Regions from separate parts of the Homo sapiens genome. Here all the other regions are linked to region 1. The links are chromatin loops, found by intact Hi-C in ENCODE. Cell type or tissue: PC-3. All regions are shown on one strand. Links, peaks and the distances in the headings refer to the core of each region. The heading gives the core; the rest is flanking DNA. Region 1 overlaps AKAP13 (A-kinase anchoring protein 13). Region 2 has its middle 83 kb from the start of MIR7706. Region 3 has its middle 62 kb from the start of MIR7706.

Region 1 (7,665 bases), core at 1,745-6,744:
AAACTAGTGGCTATAATTATATGCTACAAGCTTAAATAATTCAACAACATGCAAAACCGAAGTCTTGGTTTCTTTACCGCTTATAGTACTGGCCACTGCACAGGTATCAGGGCTACACAATCCCATTATAGAGCCACCAGCCACATCTCAATTTGGGTTAGCCACATTTCAACTTGAAGAAATGTGGCCAGCCTGAACTGAGATGTGCTATACATCTAAAATACACACACTGACTTTGAAGATGGTACAAAAGGCCAGGCATGGTGGCTCACCCCTGTAATCCCAGCACTTTGGGAGGCCAAGATGGGAAGATCGTCTGAAGCCCAGGAGTTAGAGACCTGCCTGGGCAACAAAGTGAGACCCTGTCTATACAAAACAAAATATAAAATAATTAGACAGGCATGGTGGCGCACGCCTGTAGTCCCAGCTACTCGGGAGGCTGAGGCAGGAGGGTCCCTTGAGCCCAGGAGATTGAGACTGCAGTGACCTATGATCCTGCCACTGCACTCCAGCCTGGGCAACAGGGACAGACCCTATCTCAGAATAATAATAATAATAATAATAATGATAATAATAATAATAATAAATAATGAAGATGGTACAAAAAGAATGTAAAAATGTAAAATATCTCAATTTTATAATTACGTCAAAATGAACTTTTATATATTGAATTAAAATATTAAAATAAACTTCTCCTTTAATGTAGCAACTAGGAAATTTTAAATTACCTAGTGGCTGATATTATACTTCTACTGGACAGTACTGGACTGGAGCCAGACAAATCTAGGTTCAATTACCAGTACTAATAACTTCCTTGGTTTTGTGCTGCCTGATCAGCTGCTTAATACATAAGCTGCATTTCTCCATCTGTAAAACTAGAATAATGTCGCCTTCTTCACTGGCTCCTGGTGAGGATAAATGAGCACTTAGAACGTAATGGTTGGAATACAGCAGAAAATGGCAAAATGACAGTCATGTTTAATCGGCAAAAGAAAGATTTCAAACTTTGCTCTCAAATAAGTATCTCACAAAGTTTATCAATGGGCTAACAACAGATTGTTCTTTTAACAATTCATGACTTGTCATTACATTGCAACATTTCCATTCCTAATACCCATTAATCATACTGATTAACTTGACTCTACAACCTTGACCAATACTACATTCCAGTAATTTCTGGTTAATTTTTACATAAACGAATATTTTCTAACTTAAACGCCCATTGCTCATACGCTATTTCGATTCCACCAAAAAGGACCAGTGAGTATCAGAAAGATTCCTTTGGTCATACATACCAATTTTAAATTAAGACAAAGAAAAAGCAGTGAAGTCACCCATCCCTGAAAATGAGGTTTCTAAAATCTCAAAGTCTAAAAACTACTGGAAGCTCATCTGGCACATATTAAAGAAAGCTGGCTCCTGCCTAGGATAAACTATTAATATTTCTAATATCAATCCAAAACTTAATATCAAACAATCAGAAAACAATAAAAGGCAAAGAAAAAAGTTACCTTTTGTTCCTATGCTAGCAAGCTTTTAAGGGAAACAATGCAAAAAATCAGCTGTTCAAGTTAAGCATTAATTTTCTTTTGGAAAGGAATGAAACAAAGACAAACTAGTGAATAAAAATCCCGTATTTCATTTTGAAGCATAACACATTTATATTACTCTAATATATCAAACTCCACCAAATAACAAATGTCAATCCTATAATCATTTGTGGACAGCCGAGCTTACACATTACAGAACAATTTTAAGAACCCCAAATGTGTAAGAACCTCCAAAATTTGCTACCTTTAATGGGCAGGGAAAAGGAGAAATGAACCATGATAGGGAAACTATGGCCTTGCTGAAGAGTGGAATGGAGTGAACATACTGGTTTTCAGATGGGTCAGTTTTCAGCAGAATTCTGACCTTAACACTATCTCTGACATTCAAACACACACCAAAATTCCATAATCATAATAGATGTGATTCAATACTTAACACACCCTGCAAGTTAAAGCAAATTATGCAGCTTCTCTCAAATTTCCTTTTGCCCACTAAAAACTAGTTAGCCATGGAAGAAATTAAGTACCTGAGACATACTCATTGACCACTGGAGTCCCAAAAATTATCGTAGCTACCAGTCATGTCCACGGGAATTAGTGCGTAGAGGTATAAAATATGACTTTACATTAATGAAACTGATCATTTCTAAAGTGGCTTACCAGCAGGGAGGAAAAAAACCAGACTTAACAAAAGCACCAGTCCACCACAGTACCTGGCTACCCACAACTGAGTCTTGAACAAAATGTTACTCAAGCTGTTCACATAGTAGCCCCACTCCCAAGAAAGTACTGAAACAGGACATCTTTTATTTTTTAACTCCTTCCCCAAGAACCTGGCACAGTGCTAAACATAAACTGCACAATGAATAGAGGTATTTAACTAAATATTATGTGTCCATTTATGCAAATACATAGTACAATAAACTCTACAATTATAAAAGAGTAACCTATTCTTTAATGCTCTCAAAATTTTAGAATGTCCTTCCCTCCTTGACTCCTCAAAGCAAATATAGTTGCTCCATCCTTCTGTGCTCCCATCTCACTTCATTCGAATCTTCCCATTGACATTTACCATACTGACTCATTATTCTTCTATTTACAAATCTGCCTTGATCCATGAAAACTGAGCTCTAGGGGTTATGCGTACTGAACCACCAGGCTTTAAGTGCACCAGCTCTCTCATAAACCTCCCATTATTTTTTAAAAGATAATCATCAATATACACATCTCATTTTTTTTATTAGCACAAACACATTTATTTATTAACCAAAGGGATGATCCTAATTAATCCAACACACTTTGAAATAGCTGTATGTAAAATGTTTGGGATAAAGATAATTGAACACAGTAATGAAAAAAAAAAAAAAAGAAACGGTATGGAGATTTGCTCATTGAACTGAGCTTGGTCATTCTCTTAGTTAACTCCTGTCCAAAGTGATGATGGAATTTTTATTCTACTTTTTCATAGATCCGAGTACAGGTGACACTGTTCATGACACAGTCCACCACTAATTTCCCATCTTTCAATTTTCTTCTTATTGTGTTTTCCTTCCCATCCCACTCCTGATGTTGAACCAATGCACCATCTGTAAAGTTGCACACAGTCTGAGTTTTTCTGCCATCAGCTGTGGTTTCTTCAAACTTCTCTCCCAGGGTACAAGAAAACTGTGTTGTTTTCAAAGTGCTCTCGGTTTTTATGGTGAGGTTTTTGCCATCACAAGTGATGATACAATCTGGCTTGGCTATTGTGTCCATTTTTCGCAAAGCTATTCCCACTCCTAGCTCCTTCACATATTCATCAAAGCCTCTGCTGTCCACCAGGCGCCATCTTCCTTCCAGCTGCTGAACTGTGGCCATGAGGGGTGCGGGCGAGCTGGCGTGCAGAGCGGGGTCTGCGTCGGCGTGGCAGCGTGCTGTCACATCTCATTTTTTTTTAAAGGTATTTCCCTCTGAAACTCCTGGGATGCTGTTACTAATTATAGAAAAATTATGAATTTTCAGAGTAACTTCACTACCACCCCAAACCTGAGAGCAAAATTTAAGAAACAAACCACTCCAACATAGAAAACCCAACCAAAACAGTTGACAGGTCACACTTTCTCACATTCTGAAGTTACACTTAGGTGATTTTCTCCCATCCTAAAGCACCAATTGCATATAACAATCCCAGAATCCATTTTAGAAAACAGAATACTAACCCTCCTCCCAGACCATTTTAGTCACATCCAGTCATATACTTCTTTAATACAAGGCAAAGCCTAAGACAAGAGAAGGCATTAGGCAAATGTCAATGGTCTCTCCTTAAAGCTAGGACATCTCAATTTGTCATTTGCTCAAAGAGACTTTGAAAAAGAAACAAGAACAAATTAACTATTCATCTTAGAAATGCATCCACACCAGGAGAAGGCACTCTAACATAAGAATTAACAAAACATGTAGTCTACCAACTTCCTTATCTTATTTTGGAGCTCCCTCACCCTTTTCAAATTATACACATAAAGGAACACTCTGTACCTATACCATATGTATTAATACCAAGAGGATTTTTTCCCATCTTCATTCTCTATATCATCATCTAAATCTCACTACCCCTCATTTTTGTGTATGTATAGAAACCTTGTTAATTATCACCAGAATACAAAGCTATTGACTAGTTCAGAAGTGAAAAAAGAAAGCACGGTGGTCTTATTCCTCTTGGATTTTTTTTTACTGTGCTACTATTCATAAGTTCTCATTTTGTTTGTCCCTCATTTTCAAAAACCCTTCACACAATCAGCAATTCAATTCTACCACAAAACATGTATTAGAAATGAATAGGCAATCTTTACAACAGTTTAAATTTGCCCCGTCAAAGCCTGTTTACAGAATACAAATCTGAAAGACAAGTACCAATTATACACAGGCCACAATAGTGCTGAAAAAAAGGAAGACTGGTTTCAAGAGACAGTATGAACATCGGAGAAAAATCTGGGAATAACACATAAGTTAAACATGACGAAAAACCTTAAAAAGAGTTACACCTTTTTTCCTCTGCTTTTCAGGCTATAACAGGTACTCTCATTTCCATTTCCACTGAGGTGGTAAAAAAGGTTGGAGAAAACAATGAAAGTTGAATGAGTATAAAAAAGTATAATTAAAATATACATATATTCTTTAATAGAGGAGTATAATGGATAATGTAAATAAAGCTGTTCATATAAATTTCAAAATACATGTACCAAGACAATTTTAAAGTAGCTGTCTATGTAATATAAAGTTGAGTTAGTAGGGCACGTGGGATACTGTGAATATAAATGCTTCTGAGGCGCTCTCAATCAACAAACCCACCAAGCAGAAACAACTATTGTGCTAAGAATCCTAACAAGGGCCTGAGAACACACTGCGATCTCACCGTCCGGAGCTGAAACCGTGATGACACATGTTCCTGTGCAGGGTGCCTGGGTTGAGTCACTTCCCCTCTCTGAATCTCTACTTTCATGTTTGCTTTTTCAGTCACCTGATGCTTGCAGCACAATAACCCAAAAGCCAGGGGTCAGGGCAATGGTGCTATTCTCTTCACCTTCACCTGACTTCAACTCCATCCCCACTTCCTTGTCTCCCAATGGGAAAACTCCTGAAAATAACATTTTCAGACAATCTAAAGTTTCTATACCCCTGAATGAAATGAAAGAACTAGCATAAGCAACGACAACTGAACTACAGCCATCCTGAAAAATCTCTCCAACCTTGAGCTAGATTCACATACTAACTACTAGTAACCATAAGAAACTAAGCCCACAGTCTTCCAGTTACGGTCTGTTCTGAAGTTCTGAAAGAACCACCTTCTAAAGATCCAGCTCCACAAAACAGTACAAGACTACGTGACCTGGGATAAAAAGAAAACATGCGCAGGATCTTCAGCCACTGCTCAACCTTGCATCAACAATCTTCAGACAACAGCATTCTGCACTTTTCCCTAAGGATCAATTAGCAGTGCGGACACAGTGCCGACTTACAAACTTTTCTGTGAGGCAGCAGAACATCCTGATGAAAAGCGCAGGCTTTCAATTTCAACTTAAACTAAGTCTAAAACTTAGCTCTACTACTTACCTCTTAAATAAGCTTGGGCCAATTACTTGACCCGCCAGTGCCTTAGCCCCCTGATTTGTAAAACTAAGGTAATATATACGTTGCAGGATAAGATAAAGGTTAGAGGAGATAATATAGGTACGGTGTTCAGTGCAGTGTCAGGCACATATTAAGTGCCCAATAAATATAACTCAGCATTATGAAAGCAGATACTAATTATTTTCCTCTGTGTTGTTTCTATAAAGATTTTCAAATAAGAAACTAAAGTATTTCATGAGGATCAGCTTATTTCAATCCATTGTAAGCTATAATCAGTGGTTTGAAAGTTCTTGGTTGCCTGAGCTCCCTCCTTTTTACTCTTAAAAACTGAGAATCCCAAAGAGCTTTTGTTATGTGGGTTATATTTATTGGTACTTTATTGTATTAGAAATTAAAACTGAAAAATTTATAAAATATTACTTCATTTTAAAATTCCATGAACTCATTACAAATAAACATACTTTTATGAAAAATAACTATGTTTTCCAAAACAAAACAAAAATAAGAACGTGGCACTGTTTTACATTTTGGCAAATCTCTTTAATGTCTGGCTTAATAGAAGACAGCTGGATTCTCCTATCTGCTTCTGCATTCAAACGGTTACACTGTTTGGGGAAGTACATTTTTAAAATTTTGCCTCAAATAGATACCCAATTTGAAAAAGGAGTAGTATTTTAATAGTCTTTTGGGATAGTTGTTAATATTCTTTTTCCATGTTACACCAAAACTTGACAAGTGGTAGCTTCTTAAAGAGTTAGTCACAATGTGAAATCTGAAACTGTATCAATGACCGTTTTGTACTCTGTTACATTAAAAGTGACTGGTCTTTCACTTTGAATGAATCGTTTACCCAAGCATGATTTTTGCTGTAACATCATACATTGATCATTTGTGAAAATACTGGTTCCTTGAGTTATGCAGATCTTCCAAATGTAGATACATTTCATTATACAATATCAAAAATCACATTTGTTAATATCATTACTTTACTCATAAAGCTTTTAAATACTGAAAAGCTGTCAAGCTCATGGTGGCGAATACATATTTTCCAAACTTCTGATTTTCACTTGCAAACTCAAATTTTATCACTGGCAACAAAGACTCCACTACTTCCTTGAAGTAAAGGCTTGCTTTATTTTCAAGAAGGTATCTGCCAAATAACCAATTTCTGGATAACCACAGCTTATCAAAGTCCTCCCTTCAAATAAAAATGGAGTTTCATTTAAAAAAGCAGTTAGTTGGCCGGGCGCGGTGGCTCACGCCTGTAATCCCAGCACTTCAGGAGGCCGAGGCAGGCGGATCACGAGGTCAAGAGATCGAGACCACCCTGGGTAACACGGTGAAACCCTGTCTCTACGAAAGATACAAAAAATTAGCCGGGCGTGGTGGTGGGCGCCTGTAGTCCCAGCTACTCAGGAGGCTGAGGCAGGAGAATGGCGTGAACCCGGGAAGCGGAGCTTGCAGTGAGCCGAGATCGTGCCACTACACTCCAGCCTGGGGGACGGAGCAAGACTCCATCTCAAAAAAAAAAGCAGTTAGTTCACCTTAATGTCCATCACACGAGAGCTTTACCTCAAGATAACCACAATACTTCCACGTGCAGAACTCCTTTGCGCATATTTCCCTTTTCTTCCCACATTTTTAAATGTGTGCTCAAAGGTTGAGATTTAATAAAAGTAATAATGTTCACTACTTCATCACAGACATTAAGTGGAACTGGCATTATTTCTCACTCACAGTACATGACTGTAATGAATACCGTGACTACTGGAGCTCAGTTTAGTTCACTGTCGTGATTGATTCTAAGGCATCGGCAGCTTCACCCATTGTTGCTTTTGCACTATGCACTATCAGGTCAAATGTCTGCACACTATAAAAAGGTAAATAATGTTTTCATGTGTTGACCTCACAGACTCACTGAAAGAGTCTCAGGAATGTTCAATGGTCTACTGACTACACTTGGAGAACCAATGTTATAGGATCAATGAAGATCCATCAATTACCTACG
Region 2 (7,665 bases), core at 1,595-6,594, 120 kb after region 1:
CACACTGAAGTATTTAGGGGTAAAGAGCACAGTATGCATACCATATCCTCAAGTGGTTCAGAAATAATTTTTTTTTTTTTTGAGATAGAGTGTTGCTCTTGTTGCCCAGGCTGGAGTGTAGTGGTGCAATCTAGGCTCACTGCAACCTCTGCCTCCCAGGTTCAAGCGATTCTCCTGCCTCAGCCTCCCGAGTAGCTGTGATTACAGGCGCTGGCCACCATGCCCCGCTGATTTTTTGTGTTTTTAGTAGAGACGGGGTTTCACCGTGTTAGTCAGGCTGGTCGTGAACTCCTGACCTCAAATGATCCACCTGCCTCAGCCTCCCAAAGCGATAGTACTACAGTCATGAGCTACCGTGCCCAGCTGCAGAACTATAACATTTTAATATCCTAATATTTTCTTTGTAATTCATGCATGTTAAAATGTTAAGATTATTTTTATTTTTAAATTTGTGTTATTATTTATTTATTTATTTATTTAGAGATAGGGTCTTAATCTGTTGCCCAGGCTGGAGTGCAGTGGTGAGATTTTGGCTCACTGCAGCCTGTAAGGCTTAAGAGATCCTCCTGCCTCAGCCTCCTGAGTAGCTGGGACTACAGGTGTGCACCATCACACCTAGCTAATTTTTGTGGTTTGTTTTTTTTTTTTTTTTTGTAGAGATGGTGTTTTGTCATGTTGCTCACACTGGTCTCGAACTCCTGGGCTCAAACCATCTGGCCACCTCAGCCTCCCAAAGTGCTGGGTTTATAGGCATGAGCCACCAAGCCCATTCTAAAATTTAAGATAAGAAAAAAAAAATCTATAACTTCTTAAATGGTTAGGGGAAAAGAGAGGGAATAAAGAAAACAAGATACCCTCCCTTTTCCAAAAAAGGGCAAGGAAACGAAAAGCATAAAAGTAGAAATACACAAAATAAATAGTGAAAATATATTTCACTATATTGCCAATCGCAGGGAATATAAGTATGTATAAAATATAAAACCATATAGAAGTCAAAACAAACTAATCAGATCTATATGTATCAACACAAACAAGTCTCAGACACATTGTACTGCGTTTATAAAATAAGATCCAAAAAGATATCATAGTAAGGGACCCGTTTGTAAATTTAAAAAATGACATAAAACAACGTTGTATATTGTTTATAGATACAAATATATGTAGCAAAATTATAGATGCAATAATACACACCAACTTAATGATAGTGTTTATTTCTGGAGATGAGAGAGGGCAGGAATGGGAGAAAGAGATGAGAGTAAATTTTTTTTTTTTGAGACAGGGTCTCACACCGTCGCCCCGGCTGGAGTGCAGTGGCACAATCTTAGCTCACTGCAACCTCCACCTCCCAGGTTCAAGTGATTCTTGTGCCTCAGGCTCCCAAGTAACTGGAATTACAGGTGTGTGCCACCACTCCTGATTAATTTTTGTATTTTTTTTTTTAAGTGAAGACAGGGTTTCACCATGTTGGCCAGGCTGGTCTTGAGCTCCCAGCCTCAAGTGATCTGCCTGCCTCGGCCTCCCTAACTGCTGGGATTATAGGAATGAGCCACTGCACCCGGCCTATGAGAGTGATCTTAACTGTATCTGCAATTTTTTCCTTAAAAAACAGAAAATAACAATTCTGAAACAACACATAACTAAAAGTTAATGTGTTACATCTGGGTTGACCACAAATGGGTGTCTGTTATATTTATTTCTGGATTTTTCTGTGCATTTAAATTATTTGATAATTAAATCTCTGTATTTTCTATTTCTTAATTACATTTTTCTAAGGACATAGAGAGGATGCAGTCCTGCTTTCACAGGTGCTGGCTGAGGTGCTTATTAAAATACAGCTACTAAAAATAGTGCCAGAACTATATTGAGTGGGGGGTTGCAGGTAAGGGAGCTGAGTCCTCATCTGTCATAGCAGGAAGACAATGCGTAATGTGTGATGCTGGTTATTTGTGGGCCTAGGGTCCCTCCCAGTTTCATGCTCTTCCCTGCTCCACTGAATCCAGTGGACTGCACTGTCCAGGCTTTCTTCCTAGCTGGCTTTTGGGGTTCAGCCAGTGGGAGGCTCTGTGGGAAGATGGGAGGGTGGGATTCAGCAGAGGTCAGGGTAGCTCTTTCCAGCTCTCTTCCTGCTTTGGCATGCTATATCTAACTGTAGCTGCATCCTAGGTACAACTCTTACTCACTGGGCTCTGATAAGTGTTTCCTTCCCTTGTCTCAATAGGCCCTGGAAGCGGGGAGGGTAGTAATAGCTTCTCACCATTGCTAGTCTCTAGGTGTCCTACCATACCTTGTTTGTTACCTTATCCAGTCCAGAAACTCTGTGAATAGTCCCTTCATTAAAGCCTTTTCATTTTAACCATCTGGGATGACACAAGAAACACTGTGAAAGGTAAAAATTGCTTTTGTTTGTTTGTTTGTTTGTTTCAGAACTCCTTTGCTGTGGATAAGAAGATTGACTAGGTGACTTGCTCCAAGTTCAAAGCCTGTTTGCATAAAACAACAACGACTTGTCTTTGTTCTGTTTGGTTATTTTGAGACAGGGTCTTGCTCTGTCATTCAGGTTGGAGGGCAGTGGTGCAATCATGGCTCACTGTAGCCTTGACCTCCTGGGGTCAGATGATTCTCCCCCCTCAGCCGCCTGAGTAGCTGGGACCACAGGTGCATGCTATCACGCCCAGCTAGTATTTTTAAATGATTTTTGTAGAGATGGGATCTCCCTATGCTGCCCAGGCTGGTCTTGAACTCCTGAGCCCAAGCAATCCTCCTGCCTTGGCCTTCCAAAGTGCTGAGGTTACAGGCGTGAGCCACCGCACCTGGTCACAACTTGATTTGAGAGCGTATGGTTGACAACATCTTGATGAAAAGGGATATGGCTGGCCAGGCATGGTGGCTCACACCTGTAATCCCAGCACATTGGAAGGCCAAGGTGGGCAGATCATGAGGTCAGGAGTTCAAGACCAACCTGGCCAACATGGCGAAACCCCATCTCTACTAAAAATTGAAAAATTAGCTGGGTGTGGTGGGGGGTGGCTGTAGTCCCAGCTACTCAGGAGGTTGAGGCAGGAGAATCGCTTGAACCCGGGAGGTGGAGGATGCAGTGAGCCGAGATAGTGCCACTGCAGTCCAGCCTGGGTGACAGAGAGAGAATCCATCTCAAAAAAAAAAAAAAAAAAAGGGATATGGCTGATACACACAGAAAGATCTACTCTCCTAAGACCTTGTGCCCCAAGAATTTTATGACTTCTTGGATGGTATCAATTGTGTTTTATGATTGATTTATTCATTTACTTGATAAGTTTTGATCGAGTGCGGCTCTGTACCAAGAACTGTGTCAAGAAATGGGGATACATTGTTGTGCGAGAGGAAGTCCTCATGTGCCAGGAATTTACAGTAGACAGGGGAAGATACGCAAACTCATTACGAAGAAATACGGTAAATGCGAGGGGAATGGAAGCAGAGGGTGCTCTGGAGTACTCAGGAGGATTATTCAGCCCAGCCTTATACTGTCAGGGATAGTTTCCCAAAAGAAAGGATATCTAACCTGAGAGCAGAAGAATAAATACTAGTTAGCCAAGTTAAGGAGGATGGGTAGATGGGAGGGAGTGAGTTTTAGTTTTAAGGCATTCTAGGTAGAGAGAAAAGCAATTTGGGCAAATCTGGTAGGGGATAAAAATCATTTGGGAAACTGAAAGTCAGCCTCTTGAGTTGATTGCAGGAGGAGAGGGTGAGATAAGTTAGGAGAAGAAAAACAGGGATCGGATCACAAAAAGCCTTTTAAGTAAGATTAAGGGCAGGGGTATTATTATGAGGTCAATACAAAGCCATTAGATCTTTTGAGTAGGTGGTATACAGTGTAATCGCATTTGCATTTTTAAAACATTATCTTGTCTATGCGGTGAGAATAAACTGGAGGTGGATAAGAGCAGAGGCAGCTCCCTTAGGAGGTTGTTGCTGTATCCTAGGCCAGAGATCATGAGTTGGACTTGAGGCTGGGGCTGGAGAGAAGCGGCCAGAGAAGAACATATGGCTAAAACAGGCAACCTGAAAACATTCAGGAAATTATTGTCATTAGAGGACAGCCCGGCAAAATGCAAATTGTTCTGTCCTTATTTGATCTCAGCTGGACTATGAATTCTGTGGGGACAGGGACTATTTTGTATTCATCCCCGTTTCCAGTACTACGGAAGTACTCAGGAAATGAATGTTCTTCCTAAGTGAGTCTCAGTGACATGGTGTTTGGATAGAGTGGTAACCCTCACGCCTTTGCTGACCCACCTTTATTAGGGAAGTTCAGCAGCGATTGTGAAGTCGACGTGTAGCGCTACCGCGGCAGGGACATTAAGGTGCAGAAGCTTTACCCAGTGCACAGTGCACACTGAAATACCCAGGCTGGTTTTTCCTGACTCAGTTCTCTTCTGCCATCTGCTGGGACAGTCTTTCATAGCACATCAAAGCAAGATCACCAAGGAAGACAGGCCTGAAAGCTTTGTGGGAGCCACAGTGGACAATGACTTGGATAAGTTTACGATTTAGTCAGAGATGCAAGAATCACATCCAAACCACTGTCCATTTGAAGCTAATCTTCAGTATTTATTTCCCAAAGACTAAATGTCTTTTTTATAAGAATGAGTTCATGTCCTTTGCAGGGACGTGGATGAAGCTGGAAACCATCATCCTCAGCAAACTAAGACAGGAACAGAAAACCAGACACTGTGTGTTCTCACTCATAAGCGGGAGTTGAACAATGAGAACACATGGACACAGGGAGGAAAACATCACACACGGGCCTGTTGGGGGGTAGGGGGCAAGAGGAGGGAGAGCATTAGGACAAATACCTAATGTATACGGGAATTAAAACCAAGATGACAGGTTGATAGGTGCAGCAAACCACCATAGCACAAGGATACTTTTTTTTTTTTTTTTTTTTTTTCTGATACAGAGTCTCGCTCTGTCTCCCAGGCTCTGGAGTGCAGTGGCGCAAACTCGGCTCACTGCAAGCTCCGCCTCCCGGGTTCACGCCATTCTCCTGCCTCAGCCTTCCGAGTAGCTGGGACTACAGGTGCCCGCCACCACGCCCGGCTAATTTCTTTTTGTATTTTTAGTAGAGACGAGGTTTCACCGTGTTAGCCAGGATGGTCTCGATCTCCTGACCTCGTGATCCACCCGCCTCGGCCTCCCAAAGTGCTGGGATTACAGGCGTGAGCCACCGCGCCCGGCCGCACATGGATACTTATGTAACAAACATGCAGGTTCTGCACATGTATCCCAGAACTTAAAAAAAAAAAAGTCTTTTTTTTTTTTTGAGATAAAGTCTTGCCTTGTCACCCAGGCTCCAGGCTGGGGTGCAGTGGCATGAACATGGCTCAGTGTAGCCTAGCCTCCTCCTGGGTTCGAGAAATCCTCCCACCTCAGCCTCCCAAAGTGCTGAGATTTCAGGCGTGAGCCGTCATGCCGGCCCATGCAGACTATCTTAAATGTCTGTATTCTCCTTTGAGTTTTTGCAACAACTTTACGATAGCCATATATTATAACATTTTTTAAACAAGGAAACAGAAACACAGACATTTAAATGAAAAGCTAACTTTGAACAAAAAATAAGTAGCCCGAGCCAGGACTGAAGCTTCCTTGACTCCTGGTTCCATACTTTTGTCACAATGTCTCAACGTCTCCAACACACTAAGGGAGAGTTCCAACAGGCCGAGACAGGCTGCTGATCTGCAGCAGGGAGAGGGCAGGCCTAATGTGAAGGCTGACAAGGCCGGTGGCTCCCTGATGTTCAGCACAGAGATGCAGAATGTTGGCATGGAGTGGGGTGGGGGAGAGCAACAGAAACAATTCTCCACGTTCTATGTTTCCCCCAAGATATGTCAAGGTGATGTTTCCGAGGGAAACATTTTTTTTAAGTATATGAAAACTAATAGAACTTGAACTTTTGGTGGGTGTTGTCAAATAAAATAGACCCTACTATTTTTGTTAACGCGTGTGGTTAAGACTAAGAAACTATTGTGCCATCCTTTTCTCTCTCTCTCTCTCTGTTTTTTTTTTTTTTTTTTTTTTTTTTTTGAGACAGGGTCTCACTCTGTCGCCCAGGCTGGAGTGCAGTAGTGAGATCATAGCTCACTGCAGCCTTGAAAAGCTGGGCTGAAGCAATCCTCCTGCCTCAACCTCCCAAGTAGCTGGGACTACAGGCATGTGCCACCACATCTGGCTAATTATTTTTTATTTTTGTGGAGACAAAGTCTTGCTATGTTGCAAGGAATCCTCCTGTCTCACCCTCCCAAAGCACAGCGATTACAGGTGTGAGCCACTGCACCTAGCCAACTTTTCTCATTTAAACTGAAGTTATTCTTGTATGAATGCCCAAATACATTCTTGGTATTAAAAAATCCAGACACTCAGGTAATGCTAAACATTCCTTTTACTACAGGTTTCAAGCTTTTCCCCAAAGACAACCTCAGTCAGGAGTATGCTTCCAGATCTTCTAGGAAATATGGGTGTTCCTATGGGAGCATAGTCTTGTTTAGTGTTTTATCTCCCTTACATGAATGGGATCTTGTTCCCCATTCCCCTCCCCAGGCCTCTGGAAACCATCTTCTACTTTCTGTCTTATGAATTCAACTACTGTAGGTGCTTCATGTAAGTGAAATCACACAGTATTTGTCCTTTTCTGACTGGCTTATTTCACTTAGCATCATGTTTCGAAGATTCTTCCATGTGGTAGCCTGTGCCAGGATTTCTTTCTTAAGCTGCATAATATTCCATTGTATGCATGTACCACGTTTGGTTTATCCATTCTTCTGTTGGTGGACACTCAGTTTGCTTCCACCCTGTGGGCTATTGTGAGTAAGTCCGCCATGAACATAGGTGTACAAGTATCTCTTTGAATTCCCGCTTTCCATTCTTTGGGGTATATGCCCATAAGTGCTGCAGCAGCTTTCTGAGTACATTTCAGGCTGTGGGTGTCTTCTTCACTTGAATACCCCTTGCATTTGGGCTGTTTACCATAGTTACCCACTGATGTAGTTTGGATTTATCCCCCTGCAAAAGTCTTGTATCAAATTGTAATCCCCAGTGTTGGAGGTGGGGCCTGGTGGAAGGTGACTGGATCACGGGAGTGGATCCTTCATAAATGGTTTAGCACCATTCCTTTGGTGCTGTATTCGTGACAGAATTCTCACGAGATCTGGTTGTTTAAAGGTATGTAGCACCTCCCCGCTGTCTCCCTCCTGCTCCGGCCATTTGAAGTGCCTCTGTCTCCCTTCACCTTCCGCCATGATTGGAAGCTTCCTGAAGGCTCCCCAGAAGCAGAAGCCGCTGTGCTTCCTATACAGCCTGCAGAACCATGAGCCAATTAAACCTCTTTTCTTTATAAATTTCCCAGTCTCAAGTGTTTCTTTATCGCAGTGCAAAAATGGACTAATATACCCACCCACCAAGGGCACTCCTTTTTCCTTTCTAGGGTAGCTATAGGCTTAAACAAGTCGTTCTCCATTTGTAAAGATTTGGGGCAGGAGAAAGAAGTTGTTCTCAGGCTCCTGTACTGTAAGACTCAGTTCGAATGTCCCAGCCTCTGTTATCTTCCCCGATCAATCTAGGGACTGAGTGCCCTTCTCCTTTTCACTGCAGTCGCACTGTGCTCTCTTATTTACCAGCGCAGTGTTGCTGCTC
Region 3 (7,665 bases), core at 929-5,928, 96 kb after region 1:
ACCTGGAGACTTCTTCAGCTTTTCTTTTCTTGGAAGCCTTCATCTAAAAGTGGTGATATTATCTGTTTTTTTTGTTTTGTTTTGTTTTTGAGACAGAGTCTCGCTCTGTGTCCCAGGCTGGAGTGCAGTGGTGCGATCTCGGCTCACTGCAAGCTCCGCCTCCCGGGTTCACGCCATTGTCCTGCCTCAGCCTCCCGAGTAGCTGGGACTACAGGCGCCCGCCACCGCGCCTGGCTAACGTTTTTTGCATTTTTGGTAGAGATGGGGTTTCACCGTGTTGGCCAGGATGGTCTCCATCTCCTGACTTCGTCGTCCGCCCGCCTCAGCCTCCCAAAGTGCTGGGATTACAGCCGTGAGCCACCGCACCCAGCCGATATTATCTGTTCTTTACAGGGCTAGGGTTGTGCTGACTACTGAGTTTTTCAAAATGAAACAATTATTTTTTAGGGATACATACATTTGTGCTACAACTTAATAAAATGCAAAGGAATGCTTAACATTAAAGTCAGAACAGTGGTTAATTCTCTGGGGAGTGAGGGAGAACAGGGTGTAATTAGGGAAGGGCAGGGAGTAGACTTTAAAATGACTTATAATGTATTAATATTTCTCAGCCTAGGTGATGGGTACATTGTTGTGTAATTCGTACTATTTTGAAAGTGTAGGTTGGGCCTGGTGGCTCACGCCTGTAATCCCAACACTTTGGGAGGCCGGAGCCGGCAGATCGCTTGAGTTCAGGTGTTTGAGACCAGCCTGAGCAACATGGAAAAATCCCATTTCTACAAAAAATGCAAAAATTAGCTGGGTGTGGTGGCATGTGCCTGTAGTCCCAGCTACTTGGGAGGCTGAGGTGGGAGGGTCGCTTGAGCACAGAAAGTTGAGGCTGCAAGTGAGCCAAGATTGCATCACTGCACTGCAGCCTGGGCAACTGAGACCCTGTCTCAAATGAAAGTGTACATATACATTTAATACATTTTTGTCTATTATCTATATTGTAATACAGTTTTTAAAAATTATTTTTAATTTTTATGGATACATAATAGCTGTATGTATTTACGGGGATACATGTGATATTTTGATACAAGCATATAATGTGTAATGATCAAATCAGGGTAACTGGGATATCCATCACTTCAAACATTTATCATTTCTTTGTGTTAGGAACATTCCAATTCTACTCTTTCATTGATTTTGAAATATGAAATAATTATTGTTAGCTATTGTTTCCCTATTGTGATGTCAAACACTAGATCTCATTTTTTTTACCTAACTGTATTTTTTACCCATTGACCAACTCATCTTTGTCCCTGACCCCACTACCCTTCCCAGCCTCTGGTAACCATCCTTCTACTCTCTATCTCCAAGAGTTCAATTTTTTTTCTGCTCCCCCATATGAGTGATAACATGTGATATTTGTCTTTTTGTGCCTAGCTTATCTCACCTAACATAATGTCCTCCAGTTCCATCCGTATTGTTGCAGATGACAGTATCTCATTCTTTTTTCATGGCCAAATAATATTCCATTGTGTATATGTATCACATTTTTTGATCCATTCATTTGTTGGTGAACATTTAGGTTGATTCTCTACCTTGGCTGTGAATAGTGCTGCGATAAACGTAAGTGCAGATAAGAGCGCATAAGAGTGTAGATATCTCTTCGATATATTGCTTTCCTTTCTTTGGGTGTATACCCAACAGTGGGATTGCTGGATCGTATGGTAATTATATTTTTAGATTTTTTGTGAAACCTTCATACTGTTCTCCACCTTGTCTGTACTAATTTGCATTCTCACCACCAGTGAATGAGGGTTTCCCTTTCTCCACATCCTTGCCAACATTCATTACTGCCTGTCTTTTGGATAAGAGCTATTTTAACTGGGGTGAGGTGATATCTCATTGTAGTTTTGATATGCATTTCTCTTATGAGTAATGAGATTGAGGATTTTTTCATATAACTGTTGGTCATTTATATGTCTTTTTTTTTTTTTTTTTTGAGACAGGGTCTTGCTCCATTGCCCAGGTTGGAGAGCAGTGGTGTGATCTCAACTCATTGCAACCTTCACCTCCCAGGTTCAGGCAATTCTCCTGCCTCAGCCTCCTGAGTGGCTGGGATTACAGGCACATGCCACCACGCCCAGGTAATTTTTGTATTTTTAGTAGAGATGGGGATTTTGCCATATTGGCCAGGCTGGTCTCGAACCCCTGACCTCAAGCGATCTGCCCGCCCTGACGTCCTAAAGTGCTGGGATTACAGGCGTGAACCATGGTGCCCAGCCTCGTTTGTATGTCTTCTTTCGAGAGATGTCTATTCCGATCTTTTGCCCATTTTTAAATTGGATTTTTCTTTTTTTGCTATAGAGTTGTTTGAGCTCCTTATATATTGTGGTTATTAATCCTTTGTCAGATGGGTAGTTTGCAGATATTTTCTCCCCTCTGTGAGTTGTCTCTTCACTTTGTTGATTGTTTCTTTTGCTGTGCAGAAACTTTTTAGCTTGAGATGTTCCCAGTTGTCCACTTTTGCTTTGGTTGCCTGTGCTTTTAAGGTCTTACTCAGGAAACATTTGCCCAGAGCAATGTCCTGGAACATTTCCCCAGTGTTTTCTTTTAGTAGTTTTATGGCTTCAGGTCTTAGATGTAAGTCTTTAATCCATTTTCATTTGATTTTTTTTTTTTTTTGAGACTGAGTTTCGCTCTTGTTGCCTAGGCTGGAGTGCAATGGCATGATCTCGGCTCACCGCAACCTCTGCCTCCTGGGTTCAAGCGATTCTCCTGCCTCAGCCTCCTGCATAGCTGGGATTACAGGCATGTGCCACCACGCCCAGCTAGTTTTGCATTTTTAGTAGAGACAGGGTTTCTCCATGTTGGTCAAGCTAGTCTCGAACTCCCGACCTCAGGTGATCCGCCCGCCTCGGCCTCCCAAAGTGCTGGGATTACAGGCATGAGCCACTGCAATTGGCTGATTTGATTTTTATATATGGTGAGAGATAGGGGCCTAGTTTCATTCTTCTGCATATGGATATCTAGTCATAATAGAGTTTTGAAATACAAATGGACCCAAAGTTATGCAGCAGATGGGGGATTCCTAGAGTGGATGCTTGGGTTATGTTGAGCTCCAAACCCCAAGGCTTAAGGTAGAATGATTTTGGTTCTGATAGACGGAGGAAACTCCCAATTCCTTAGTATTAAATTCTCCTAGGAAGCTATTTTCTGACTTGCAGTGCCCTGTTCTGCAAGGATCGAGTCACAGGAAACATCAAGAAAGATGTGGTTAGTTCTTTACCAACTGCTGGACTGCTGGAATGTCCTCTGCCTTGATTCAGATGTTACTGGGGTGGGAGGGAAGCCCCTAATTATAGTCAGTTACTGACTCATATCCATACTTTGCTCATGGTTATTTCCTCTGAGAAGAAAATATGTGGTATTTTTGCCTAATGGGTGCGTATGTGTGTGTTGTTTATTATCTCTCCACAACGTCTTTACATGACCTTTAGCTGTAGGGTTGGGCCTTCCTAGGAGCTCTTAAGTCAGCTCCAGCTGTGCACACTGCTGCTGGATTGCTTTCACAGGCACACCCAGAATGTGGGTGTGGCATTGAAATACACAGCTCTCTGGGGTGTCATTTCACACTACCTGCTGTGGTCAGTAGCAACTGAACAGGATCTGGAAGCACACCTGCTCCTAGGAACTAGTCAGGACTCCCTAGGTTACAAGGAGCAGAAACCCAATGCACAGATTTAAAGGCAAAAAAGACTTACTGGCATATGTAACTGCATAGCATTGGAGGAGATTCAGGTACAGCTGGATCCAGGCCCCCACAGGATCATTGGAAGCTATTTCTATCTGCTTTCTTCTGTATTGGCCTCTTTTCAGGTGCACTCTCCCCCATCTGGTGGCCTGGGGCATATACAGTCTTCTGTTAATATTTTACTTGCTTATTAACTCCAGTATTTTTTATATACTGAGTTCTTTTTGAATGCTCTCTCTCTCAATAATTCCAGCAAAGGTTTGGAGACTTTTAATGGTCCAGCTAGGGCTATGTAACCATCTCTGAAGCAATCACATTGGCTAGGGCGGTAGAGTGGTCTCACCAAGAGGACACACATGCCCACCCCATTTCTGAGGCAGGGGCTTAGATCCACATGACACGGATTGAGAAAAGAAAGGTAGCTTTTGTTATAACAACTATTTGTACATACAAACTTCTCTGGAGTTAATTTTAGATAACTAATTTTTGAATACAGCGAAGTTTGAAATGATAGATTATAAACCTAATTTGTGAACATCGTCTTCCTACCTAACCGTATTTTATGAATTTCCACACTTAATGAAAATATGCTTTAAAAACATAGAAGTTTTCAATTCAAATGAGTAAGAAAGTTTCTGTACCGGGCATGGTGGCTCATGCCTGTAATCCCAGTACTTTGGGAGGCTGAGGTGGGCAGATCACTTGAGGTCAGGAGTTTGCGACCAGCCTGGACAACATGGTGAAACCTCATCTCTACTAAAAATACAAAAATTAGCTGGGCGTGGTCGTGGGAGCCTGTAATCCCAGCTACCTGGGAGACTGAGGCAGAAGAATCACTTGAACGTGGGAGGCAGAGGTTGCACTTAGCCAACATCCTGCCACTGCATTCCAGCCCGGTCGACTGAGCGAGACTCCGTCTCAAATATATATATATATATATATATATATATATATATATGTTTTTTTTTTAATAAAGCAATTGGGCAGCAACAGAGCGCTTATGTCTTTATATCGAATGGAAGAAAAACCCAATAGAAGAAATCTACTGCTTCTGACAGATCTTAGGGCATAATTTATTCAGACTTGGGGCCTTGAGTTCAATTTGATTCATTGAAAGCTCAGGAAACATTTTGGTTTGGTTTAAAGACTTGCCCATTTAGTTTTCCTACTGAAGGGATTTCTAACACAGTACCTGGAAAAAGAAAGTGTTTCTAGATTGAAGGAGTTTGCTGCAAATCTTCTCTCTTATTAAAGAAATACTCGTATTTCTGACTTCATATTTTCCCTTCTCTGAGGGGGCTTGTATTCTCTTTCATTGCACAGGGGTAAGATGCATTTTGGAGATGCGTTGCTTGATTTTAACTTCTGGCTCTGTTTCTCTGACTGTGACTTCATCAGAAAGCTAGTCACTCAGTGCCTTTCTATGCTTCCATTTCCTCATCTGTGAAAACCTACATAGGATAACCTACAGAAACTACTTAGGATGGTGCCTGGCACGTAGTAAGCCCTTTATTGGTGTTTGCTACCACTATTGTTATTTCATGAGCTCTCAAAGCACACAACCACAAGCCTGTTTTACTTCTGGTTGAGATGAAGCTTGGAGGGCAGAGGGCAGACGCCTGAAGCTAAGCAGCTTATTAAAAGTAGAATAGAAATAGATGAGAGGAAACCAAAGTGCTTTTCTCTTTAGATAGTTATCAAAGCACGCTTCGCTGCAGACTATGGGCTTGGGTATGGCCAGAGATCAAAGGCCCTCTTATGTGCAGTGACATTTCTGAGCACAGGGCTGAGTTATAAAACCCTTGAATGGAAGGTTTTGGAACTTGGAACACGGCTTGGGCTAGAAGGGCAGGGTTTTTATAGAGGCGATTCATGGAAGCGCTTATGCTGGTGAAGAACCCAGACTGTTATGACTCACTTGTCTCTTTATTGCTTTGGACCAAGAACTGTTGTTTCCTTTTAAGTGCCCCTGTAGGAGATGAGCTACAGACTAGGGCCAAGATAACTCTTGCAGGAAGACAGAGTGGCTTCAGTGAGTGTGAACGGGAATACCGCCTTGTTGGGCTCTGGGTCAAGTGTCCTGGACGAGCAGAATAAGGATTTTATTTTACCAGGGTAGAATTGCTTTTGGAAACTGGCAGCATCCTTAAAATCTTAAACTTCAGATAAGCTTTCCTTTTGTCTGTCTGCCATTTTCATTCTCTGAAAGCCCAAACTAAATTTGATGGTGTGACAAGTAGAGGACAGAAGAACAACTTTGGAAAGTAGAAATTAATGTGTCTGGGCTGCTACATATAGAACTAGGGATAGCAGAAGGGGTCATTTGAAGTCCAGGTTGCCTGAGGTCCTGCTAGATCTCCTGGGAAAAACTGAAGGGGACTTTTGGACTGATGGTGAGGCCTCGTGCGGTAGGCAGACTCCTAAGATATATTGCAGTGCTCTCTAACTCCTGGTCCTTACCTCTTTAGGTAAGCTCCTCCCCTTGTGTTCAGGCCAGACCTATTGACCTGCTTCTCATGAATGGAATATGACAAAAGCAATGGGATGTCACTTTCATGATGAGGTTGCAAGAGGTTGTGATTTCTACTTTGCTAGGAATCTCTCTTGCTGCTGCTTTCTCCTCTCTATTGACTTCTTGGCTTGTGTGCTTTGATGCTGAAACCAGCTGCCATGTTGGAGGAACCTGCAAGGCAAGAAATCCAGGGCAGCTTCTAGTCAGCATCCAGCAGAGAACTGGGTCCTCAGCCCAACGGCCCAAAAGGAAGTGAAACCTGCCAACAGCCACCGGATGAGTTTGGAAGTATATCTTGTCCCAGTTGAACCTTGTGTTGACTGTAGCCCAACTGGAGTAATTTTCAATGCAGCAATAGATAAAGAATATACCAGGTCAGTAAAATGTACTGTCTTGAACAAGGAGGGAAACAAAGATTACCCTCAAACTCTGGGGCTTTGGATACTCTTTATGAGTTTGGAACTTATTGTGAAGTAGCAGATCATCCAGAATTCAAGGAGACAGTGGTTCTTGGTCCCTGGGAGATCCTAGGTAATGTTATGGTCTCCAATACAGTGCTTGGCAGTTATTCCAAGACATTTGAGAAAGGATGCTAAAGCCAAGAGTGCCAGGATTGCTTTGGAACTCCTAATTGAAGCTGAAGTCACTGGTTGGGAGAAAATCTCCTCCTTGGTGAACAGGAGCAGGAAGTATTAAGTGTGGGGAAAGACAGAGGCAAATCCAAGTCTTTATTTATTTATAATTCTGGTTTCAGAATGGAGCTACCACATGGTCAGGAGGAAGAGACTCACAAAGAAAGATGAAGGTTGCAGAGAGGTGCTATGGAAATAGCACATGCTAAAGGAGTCTTCTAAGCAGCCCAGAGGCGATGACATACCAGTGCCAGCAGAGGAGGAGAACCACGCTTCAGTATAACAAAAACTTCAATGAATCATGCTCAATGTGGAAAAGTCGAATAGACATGGCTGAGGATAAAAGAAAAGAACGTACACATAATCTCACTACCCAGAGAGAAGCAATGTTGACATATTTCTCTTCCTCAATGCATATTTATATATTGTTGATATTTTTACTGTCTGTGCAATTTTGCTTTAATTAAACATTTAGATTATGAAATAATTCAAACATACCAAAACAATATGTCACCAAGTGTGGCAGTTTGGATTAAGATGGGTGGCAATAGAATGAGTTCCTCTTCATTCCAGGCAATAACATGGGCTTAGACAAGAAAGACATTTATTTTTCTGTCACCTAAACTGTGTCTGTAGATGGTCAATCCAGGGCTGGTTTGGCAGTTCTATATCATCAGCACTGGGGATGCAACCTCCACCTCTCTGGTGTGCCATTCTTGGGATGCCTTTGCATTTGCAAGATGGTTGTTGGAACTCCAGAAATCTCACCCACATCCTAC

What was found. Peaks named below come from ENCODE experiments on the same cell type or tissue, not always from the same donor. Only the 100,000 strongest peaks of a DNase experiment are listed, where the experiment ranks them.
Region 2: a loop joins it to region 1, with 26 times the contacts of the local background. A loop is called at or near these places in 48 of 110 quality-filtered maps.
Region 3: a loop joins it to region 1, with 2.7 times the contacts of the local background. A loop is called at or near these places in 9 of 110 quality-filtered maps.

Annotation. Positions count from the first base shown.
Region 1 is chr15:85,410,969-85,418,633 of GRCh38, reverse strand. All of the region lies in intron 1 of AKAP13 (A-kinase anchoring protein 13), which reads right to left. It also overlaps the pseudogene FABP5P9. Among named protein-coding and RNA genes, the nearest start is that of AKAP13, 34 kb to the right of the region's middle. RefSeq lists enhancers at 2,983-3,482, 4,822-5,116, 4,991-5,490, 4,338-5,537, 5,491-5,992. In PC-3, for the core only: a CTCF peak has its summit at 3,951 (motif pointing right); DNase peaks (open chromatin) are centred at 2,643, 4,953 and 6,453; H3K4me3 peaks cover 1,148 bases; H3K27ac peaks cover 4,987 bases.
Region 2 is chr15:85,293,498-85,301,162 of GRCh38, reverse strand. No RefSeq gene overlaps it. Among named protein-coding and RNA genes, the nearest start is that of MIR7706, 83 kb to the left of the region's middle. In PC-3, for the core only: a CTCF peak has its summit at 4,409 (motif pointing left); a DNase peak (open chromatin) is centred at 4,372; H3K4me3 peaks cover 681 bases; H3K27ac peaks cover 758 bases.
Region 3 is chr15:85,314,328-85,321,992 of GRCh38, reverse strand. No RefSeq gene overlaps it. Among named protein-coding and RNA genes, the nearest start is that of MIR7706, 62 kb to the left of the region's middle. RefSeq lists an enhancer at 3,389-3,488. In PC-3, for the core only: CTCF peaks have their summits at 3,673 and 3,879 (motif pointing left); a DNase peak (open chromatin) is centred at 3,432; H3K27ac peaks cover 2,314 bases.